Linked DNA regions of Homo sapiens: region 1 is linked to region 2. A link is a contact called in ENCODE Hi-C or POLR2A ChIA-PET data. All regions are on one chromosome and are shown on one strand. Each heading gives the region's core, a stretch centred on a gene start or an enhancer-like site at or near the end of the contact. The rest is flanking DNA. Distances are from core to core; before and after follow the strand shown. Region 1 has its middle 14 kb from the start of LINC02970. Region 2 holds the start of PSMA7 (proteasome 20S subunit alpha 7).

Region 1 (4,359 bases), core at 1,303-3,802, 470 kb after region 2:
GAAAGTTCAGATGGTGGGTGGTGGTAGCGGTTGCATGTACGTGTTTCTGTGTGTTGTTGTCCATGTACATGTTTTGGTGTGTCGTTGTCTGTGTACATGTTGTTTCTGTGTGTTGTTGTCTGTGTACATGTTTCTGCATGTTGTTGTCTGTGTACATGTTGTTTCTGTGTGTTGTTGTCTGTGTACATGTTCCTGCATGTTGTTGTCTGTGTAGGCCATGAATCTGCATCACGCCAGTGTGTTTATAATGTTCATGCTGCACATGTCTGTCAAATGAGCCAACGTGGTGCGTGTTTTATGATCTTTCACTCGATCACATGTTGAGCACTGTGCGGGCTCAGGTCGCTGTCACATCATGGGGGCTGCAGAGTAGAGACCGACCAGCCGACCCGGCACGTTGCCTGGGGCTGGGCTTGGATCTCTTGGGGATCGTGGTGGGTAAGAGTGAGGAGGGGTCCCCATTCTGAAAGGCATGAACAATGCTTTCATTTGCCCCTTACCCCCAAGATTCCAGTTGGTCAGGGAGTCCCCCTTCTCCTGCCCTCCTGGGTTAGGGGTCCTGGCCTTTGGTGGGTAGGGGGCAAAGTGATGAGTAGAATCTAAACATGCTGTCATGGTTTCAAATGGTGGTAAGGCTGTTCATTCACCTGGGTAACCAGTGCCCCCATCTTTCAGGGTCTGTGGGATTAGAAGCAACTTTTATTCCAGCCTCTTGACTTATTCTTATTTTCTAAACTTCTATAATGAACTTGTGTTGGTTTTTTAAAAGGAAAGAAAATGTATTTCCGGCCAGGCGCGGTGGTGGCTGAAGCCTGTAATCCCAGCACTTTGGGAGGCTGAGGCAGGCAGATCACCCGAGGTCAGGAGTTTGAGACCAGCTTGGCCAACATGGCAAAACTCTGTCTCTACTAAAAATACAAAAATTAGCAGGGCGTGGTGGCACACGTCTGTAATCCCCATGCATTTGGTGGCGATGTGAGGCCCAGTTGGACTTCCTGCATGCAGAACTGATTAGAGGCACCTGGGCCTCCCCTACCCGTGTGCTGGGGGCCTCCTCTGACCTCTGCACCTGGAGCTTGCAGGTAGATGCTGAAGTTGAGCTTCCCTGCACCTTAGTGTTCTGGGATCCCAAATCTATCCACCCCGCTGCTCCACCCTGCTCAGGGTGCCCATCAAGGGCCGTGGGGACTATAGCTCATCAGAGACCTTCCTGTTCCTCCTCAGAGATGCTGGTTTCCGAGGAGTCCCAGGAGGGCTCCCAGCAGGGGCCGACGGACATCCACACAGCAGCAGATTCCAGCTGGGGTCGCTGGGTGCCTGGGCTCAGCAGGGGCGAGGCTGCCCTCTCATGGCCAGGAGAGGCACTGCCTGGGAGGCCAGTGGGAAGGCCCCGGGGACTTCACAGGTCCACACCCGCAGGGAGAGGAGTGGACCCCACGCAGGGATTGGGCTGTTGGGGCCTCTGTGCCTCCCGGAACCCCACGCATTTGGTGGTGACGTGAGGCCCAATTGGACTTCCTGCATGCAGAACTGATTAGAGTTACGAGAAAGACTTTTTAAAAAAAGACCCTGAGATGTCAGCTTTGGCAGCTGTACCTACCGGTGGAAGAACAGGCTCCTTCCCTCAAGCATGACTGAAAACCGTTTAAAAAGAAGTGCTCTGATTCAATGGTTCCCAGTTACACCGAGTTATGGAGACATCGTCCCTGGAGCGGGGCCCGCAAGAGTCTTTCCCTCCCATGGGGCAACGCAGTGGCTGCGGATCCCAGCCAGCCCCGAGGGACACAAGTGTGGCCGTGGTCAGCTGCGGCTTTGCTAGAGGCCCTCCCTGCTCTCATGAGACCCCGAGGGTGTTGGCTTTCTGCCCCCAAGACTGACAAATGGCCAGGTGGGCCTGCAGGTGACCTCCTTCCCTCATGGGCAGCAGGAACCAGGTGGGCCCCCACAGTGCCTGGGGCAGCTTATGCAGCAGTTACAGAGATCTGGATCTGGGTGAGTGTTTCCTTTTATTCCTTCTTATATTTTCAAAAATATAATATGTCTATGCATAGAAAAATGCCCGCAGCATATGCAGAAGTCACCAGCACATACTGGGATGATCCCAGGAGGCAGTGGTCAGTGAGGTCAGTGGGGTCCCCTGCCCCAAGGCCACCTAGGGGCCCAGCCTTGCCTGGGGCCAAGACATCACTGAGCAATGAAGATGTGAGCCTGGGGCACCTGTGACTCTGCGTGTCACTCCAGAGCCCAGCTGAGGCGCTGGAAGGGGCTCCAGGAAAAGCCAATTTGGGCACCCGGAGGGGTGACACCCACAGTGGCCCAGGTCTTCTGCTTTCTTGAAATCCACGAGATTTTGATGAAATAAAAGCCATTGGCGCCTCCTTGGGGTCTCACAGTCTCACGTGACAACCGGGAGAGAAGCCGGAGGTGGGTGGGTCAGGCCATTCCGGGCACACAGCGGGACAGCAGACCCTGAGGACACTTGTCCCCGCCTGGGAGTTCTCCACCCTCCTGTTCTCGGATGTGACTCAGCAATGCCAGGGCTCTGCAGCTCCGGGAAGGCCCCGAATCGGCCTGCCAGGCCCACTGTGAGACACGAGGAGGAAGGGGTGGCGGCTCCTCAGCCGACACTACCCCAGGCAGGCTTCCTGTTTGTGCCCCACTAGGACCTGTCTCCTGCACGGCCAGCCCTGAGAGCCCCACAGGGTTCGTCTGTTTCTCCCCCAGAGACCAGGAGGCTGGAGGGATCCGTGGGCCCATTTTACAGATGGCATAGGGCAGAGACTCGAGGCCAGGCCTAGGTCTGGCCTCACACCTGACCCCCACCTGCCCCCAGCCAAAGGTCACAACCCCAACCCCCTCCACATCCGTAGGTCATGCCTTGGAAAACTGCCCCACCCATGCAGAAGATGGGAGATTTTGTCTAAGAAAAGAATGATGGCTTTGCAAATATTTCCACTCTGGTTCCCCATGACAGTTCACTGTGAAACCCCGGTGACCCCACATGACCTGCCGTTTCCTGTACAAGGGGGTCCCAGGTCTGAGTAATTTTGAGATCACGAGGTCCCAGGATGTGGCATTTGACACGGGCAGCTAAGGCCAGGAGCAGCCAGCAACCCCAGAGCCCAGCCCCTCCCCGGGGCTCTGAGGGGAGGAATTCTCTCCCCCGGGTAAATGCACCCAGGTGGAGGTGTCAGGTCAGCCACACAGACCGACCTTCCCGCCCAACGCTCCTGACTCACCAGGGCTGGAGGACCACCAGGGACCTCCCTGAAGGCTCCATCCTGTGTGGGCTGACTGTGGGGCCAGAGAAAGAGGAAGCTTCCAGGCTGGGCCCCACTACCCAAGAACCTAAAGCAGCCCCCGGTTCTGCACGGGGAGCAGCGTCTCCTCTTGCCCCCTGGCTGGTGAGCAGAGCTTCCTTCCACAAAGCGGGGGGTCAGTGGAGACAGCCCACTCTATCCCCAAAATGCTGGGCCAGTCGGGGGATGGGCCACTCTGTCTCTGAAATGCCAGACCAGATTGTTCATCTGCAGGGTTTCTTCGGCGCGAGATGAGAGGCCTCTGGTCCCATCCTAGGAACCACGGCCCAGACTGTCCCTGCCTCAGAAGAGTGACATGGACACCCACACACAGTCCCCCCAAACAGAGACACACACGCCGACAAACCTGTGCACGCTCATGCCCACTCACACGCCACACCCCCTCCCCTGCTGGGCACCAGATAATGGAGCTGCGGAGCTGTGTGGCTGCAAGCCGCCCTTTCCGAGCTTCTGCTAGGTGGTGTGTTCAAACCTGCAGGCTTCGAAGAGTTCTGAGCATCTAGAAGAGCAGAGTCCAGTAAAAATGTAGCAAAGCCACGCATGTAAGTTTACCTGTGCTGGCAGCCATACTGACAAAAGGGAAAATAAACAAATGAGATTAATTTTAATACTTTTTTATTTATTTATTTATTTTTTGATACGGAGTTTCGCTCTTGTTGCCCCAGCTGCAGTGTAATGGCACAATCTCGGTTCACTGCAAACTTTAGCTCCCAGGTTCAAGCTATTCTCCTGCCTCAGCCTCCCAAGTAGCTGGGATTACAGGTATGCGCCACCACGCCCAGCTAATTTTGTATTTTTAGTAGAGACAGGGTTTCTCCATGCTGGTCAGGCTGGTCTCGAATTCCCAACCTCAGGTGATCCGCCCGCCTCGGCCTCCCAAAGTGCTGGGATTACAGGCATGAGCCACGGCACCCAGCCAATACTATTTTTATTTAAATCCAATAGAGCCATAATATTATCACTTGGATAATCAATACAAAGAATTATTATTTTGAGGGATGGAGTCTCGCTCTGTCACCCACGCTGGGGCACAGTGGCG
Region 2 (4,418 bases), core at 268-2,767:
AGAAACAAAGGGAACCATCATTGGGATAAACAGCGCCTCCTGGTTTAGAGCAGGGCTTCTCCAGCTCAGCACTGTGAGCACCTGGGCAGGGGGATCTCCCTGTGCCTGCCGCCCTGAGCACGGGTGGGATATTGAGCAGCGTCCCTGGCCTCTACCCTCCAAATGCCAAGAGCACCTCTGCAAGGTCTTACCACTGGAAAAGTCTCCACACACTGCCAGTGGCTCCGTGTGGGCCCAAAACCATCCCTGGCTGAGAAGTATTGATCTGAAGTGTTTGGGTTTTCTGGGAGCTTTCTCAGGTACTGACTCACTTGACCTTCGACTGACTCGAGGCCCAGAGAAGCTATATGGGTTCGTTAAAGCCAGCGGCGGCCAGCTGGCGGGGGTGGCAGTATTGGGGTGGGTACAGGGGTCAGCCGACTCCTAGTCCTCTTTAAGCTGAGTTAGATCACCTGATGAATACTGGGCCTTCATTTCAAAACAAAGATTCAGAAAATGAAAACAAATCAAAATTTACAGAACCGTGTGTGCTGCTTTCTCTGCCTGCTCAAACCTCTGAATACCAGATGATAAAAGAATAACGATCTCACAGACTGACCAATTAAACTGACACGTCTTGATGGTACGAATTTAAGTTTCAAACAATGTCACTAAGGTCAATGTACACGAGCCCTCGTCAAAACGAAACGGCCGCGTCCAAACCAGTCCTGACCCGGGCGGCTGCAGCCCGGCCCCGGGAAGGCTCCTCCCGGCAGAGTGCGGAGACCTGGGAGGCGCCCGCCACCGGCCAGGCCAGCGAGCCGCTTTGTTCTCGAAGCCCACCTGGGCCTAGAGAATAAGTGTTGCCCCGGAGCGGGTGGGGGTCCCCATAAGGGGGGTTTGAGTAGTTCGCTCCCCAGCCACCCGGCTGCGTGAACAGCCCCCCAGCGAGCGCACGGCCTACCCCCCGCGCTCCGCGGCCCAGAGCGGCCCTCGCCCGGCCTCTGCTCGCCGGGGCGGCGGCGCGACCCACGCGCCCGGCCGGGGCCAGGGGTGCTCAAGATGGCGTCGTCACGGCCCCCGTGCCCGGGGCCCCACGCGAGGCCGGGCCCCAAGCGAGGCGCTGAGTGGGGAGAACGAGCGCTCGCGGCTCACGCCAAACGCCGCCTCTGCAGGCACTCGTGGAGACCGGCAGCGGGGCCCGCGCTCAGCTACAGCCCTGACCGCCCGCGCCGCTGCCCCGCGCACGCCCGCGGGCGCCCACAGCGCCGCGCCCGGCCCCGGCCCTCTCTGGGCTCCCCAGCCCCACTTCCGCCCGCGTCCCCGGCCCCGCGCAGGCCCCGCCGCCTCACCGCGGTCGAGCCCTTCTTGACGGCCTCCTGCGCGTACTCCACTTGGAAGAGGTGGCCGTCGGGCGAGAAGACGGTGATGGCGCGGTCGTAGCTCATGCCGGCGGGCGGCGGCCGGGCTCCTTCCGCCGCGACTCTCAAAAGCGCACACTCACGGCCCGCGCGCACCCGCGACTCCCGGCGCCACTACGCCCGCGCCCCACCCTCGGCGCCGTGTCCTGCGCTGCCGGCGACGGGCGGCGTCAGGCGGCGACGGGCAGCGTCAGGCGGCGTCGGGCGGACGTGATGGCGCGCGCCGGGGCGGGGTCAGGCCGAACCACCGGTGGCCGGGGGTGGGAGGCGGTGCTCCGGCGAGGGCCGGGCGCTGGGTGCGAGGGGGTCGCCGGGGGCCACCGTTCGGCACTGGGCCGCAGACCGTTCTGCAGGGCGGAGCGGCGGCGCCGCGGGCCCGGAGGCGCGGCGACGGCGACGGGGCGGACGAGCCCACGACGCGGCGCCCCCCGCGCTCCCGCCCCCTTCCCCCCCTCCGCGACTGCGGATAATGAGCGCCTCGGGCCGCCCAGCGCAGCCGGAGTATCCACCTCGATGACCACGGGCTGAGCCCCGCGCCGCCACCATGTCCGTGGCCTTCGCGTCTGCCCGGCCAAGAGGCAAAGGGGAGGTTACGCAGCAAACCATCCAGAAGGTGGGCCGGGCCGGAGCGGCGGCGCTGGGCGGCGGGTCTGCGGGCGGGCGCGCGCGGGGACGGGGCGCGGGCAGCTGGCGGGCGCGGGGCGCGAACAAAGCCGGGGCGCAGCCGGGCGGCCGCGAGCCCCGACGGCGGCCCCGTGCCCTTCCCCGCGTCCCACGCCTGCGCGCCGGCGGGCACCCGGCCGTGTGGGGGGCGGTCCCCGGAGAGCCTGCGCCAACTTTGTTGGGGCGCGCGGGTCCCTCGGGCCGGGGCACTGGGCGGTGGGGGCCGGGCGGACGCTGGAGGCTGCCGGCCCCCGAGCGCGCTGTCCCCCGAGTCCGCGGCGCGCGCTGGGAACTGTCCTGGGCTATGCCGGGCGCACGGGGACCCCTCGGGGCCGGAGCCGCGGCGAGGGCTTGTCGCGCTCCGCAGCCAGCTTCGGTGGCGACGGCGGGCGGTACTCGTTTTCTGCGCTCATTTTGGTTAGTGGTGAGGGGCCCGGGTCGGCCTCCGGGCGCACTTGCGACCGCGGGGACTGTGGCCGGGGCTGCCCCTCTTGCTCCTGGAGCGAGGCGCGAACGATGGAGGCACGGAAGGACGCGTCCCGATCCCCATTTGCGGGGCATCGTTACGCAGCCCGGCCCCGTAGGGAGCGCACCGCCCCCTCCGTATCCTCGCGGCTACGCCGGGTTTCAGCGTGACACCCTCGCCAGCCGCCTCGCCTAACAAACTTGACGGATTTGCTCCACAACCTTTCTTCTAGCTCCGTAAGTTCGGCCTTGTGGTTTTCAAGAGACAGCGTTTATGTGGGTTTGGGACACCGTTATCCAAAGCCCTAAGTTTTGAAATTGAGACTTTGTATTTTCTGCTGTTTTTTCTGTAGAAGACAGATTCGGAAGAAAATCAGCATTAGCCATACCCGTTTCAGTTGTCACAACATCTGTTGGAATGACATTGGTTTTTTTTCCTAAACTCTGACTCCGTCTTCACCCTGGTGGGATTGCAGGGATAAACAGTGGTATTCCTAGGTTCCCAGGAGCCGCTTGTCTCCCTAAGGGGGTTCACCTTGACCTTGACTGAGGCTGTTATTCCTTGATGACGTGCCAGTCTCCTGTGGAAGTTGTCCTAAATCTATCGCCTATTTTGAGACTACCTTTGCTGTTGCTAGTTTTAGAAATTTGATGGTCTTAACAAATGAGAACCTTGGCCAACTCTGAACAGGAGAGATTGAGAATAGCAGAAATACAGATTTACAAGTGTGGCATTTTAATTTACTTAGTAAACACTTATGTGGCGCTTACCGTATCCCAGACACTGTTCTAGGGGTTTTATAAATCTTGATTCATCCAATTCTTCATAGAAGCTACTGGCATCCCGTTTAATAGCTAAAGAGGCTGCGGCCTAGGGAGGCCGTGCCTTGCTGGTAAGTGGACACTGAGGCCTAGGGGGGCTAAATGCCTTGCTGGTAAGTGGCACAGCCAGGTGTCGATCCCATACGGTGGCTCCAGGGTCTGCTCTGTTGGTGCCCCTTGATCTGGGAACATTTGGCCAGGCGGAGGTCAAGCTCTAGGCTCAGAGGCAAATGTTGGAACCCAGAGCATCTCCTGGCACTCTGGTTTTTTGGAGCTTAACAGTCATTGTTCCTGAAGCTACCTTTGGCTGCAACGTTTATCCCATTATTTGCACTTCGCACACAGTTCCATTGAAGCTCCCCAAATTCTCCAGGTAAAAGTGTGTATTGAGGTGCTGCCCCGAACATCAGATCAGAAAGGAAGAAATGCACCTGTGGACCGTGGGTCCCTGGGCAGAAACTCAGCCTGCTGACCATTGGAAATAGGCCTTCAGTTTAGGCTGCTGACTTGGCTTGGTAGGGCCAGCAGTCTGCGTATTGGGCTTGGTGTTTTGACGGTGAATATATGTACCCAGGGATCTTTTACTGGGAGGTGTGAGAAGGCTGAGAAAGGTGTGAGAGGTGTATGTTCTATGCCTCAGACGTGTGCTGTGTCCACAGTGTGTGCTGGTAGTGTCATGCCGAGAGCTTTAAGAGAAGCCAGGGACCCCTCTGAAGCCTGCGTGGTAGTGAAGGAGAAGGAAGTCTACAACTTGTCCTTACAGCATTCTGCGTGGTAGCGAAGGAGAAAGAGGTCTACAACTTGTCCTTACAGCATTCTGCGTGGTAGTGAAGGAGAAGGAGGTCTACAACTTGTCCTTACAGCATTCTGCTTGGTAGTGAAGGAGAAAGAGGTCTACACCTTGTCCTTACAGCATTCTGTGTGGGTGGAGATCTTCCAGGCCAACTTCTACTCAACCTTCAAAGCCTCACTCACGTGTTCCGCGTCTCATGCTCCGTCGGCAGTCATGTGGCCCTTGTAGCACTTGCTTGAGCTCCTGAGTTTGGCATGTGACTGATTATTCTTTGC

The links. Hi-C counts contacts between places; a loop is a spot of excess contacts on that map. ChIA-PET counts read pairs that join two places held with the same protein, here RNA polymerase II (POLR2A). Pooled maps may share reads with other maps.
Region 1: a pooled map shows a loop between it and region 2 (6-fold over the local background). The contact joins the enhancer-like site here to the promoter of PSMA7 in region 2. A Hi-C loop is called at or near these places in 3 of 37 single-sample maps with no recorded cell type and 8 of 50 pooled maps. POLR2A ChIA-PET finds 5 or more read pairs at or near these places in 1 of 52 experiments (H1).

Annotation. Positions count from the first base shown.
Region 1 is chr20:62,615,684-62,620,042 of GRCh38, forward strand. No RefSeq gene overlaps it. Among named protein-coding and RNA genes, the nearest start is that of LINC02970, 14 kb to the left of the region's middle. RefSeq lists enhancers at 1,122-1,271, 2,939-2,988. Within about 2 kb of position 2,553, at least 28 of the 41 ENCODE cell types and tissues checked have a DNase peak (open chromatin) inside an H3K27ac peak, as active enhancers do.
Region 2 is chr20:62,141,877-62,146,294 of GRCh38, forward strand. PSMA7 (proteasome 20S subunit alpha 7) reads right to left here and starts at 1,518. Exons shown (of 7, transcript NM_002792.4): 1 at 1,332-1,518. The coding sequence starts at 1,427. SS18L1 (SS18L1 subunit of BAF chromatin remodeling complex) reads left to right here and starts at 1,893. Exons shown (of 11, transcript NM_198935.3): 1 at 1,893-2,013. The coding sequence starts at 1,945. RefSeq lists silencers at 720-1,359, 1,400-2,109, 2,230-2,289, 2,320-2,369.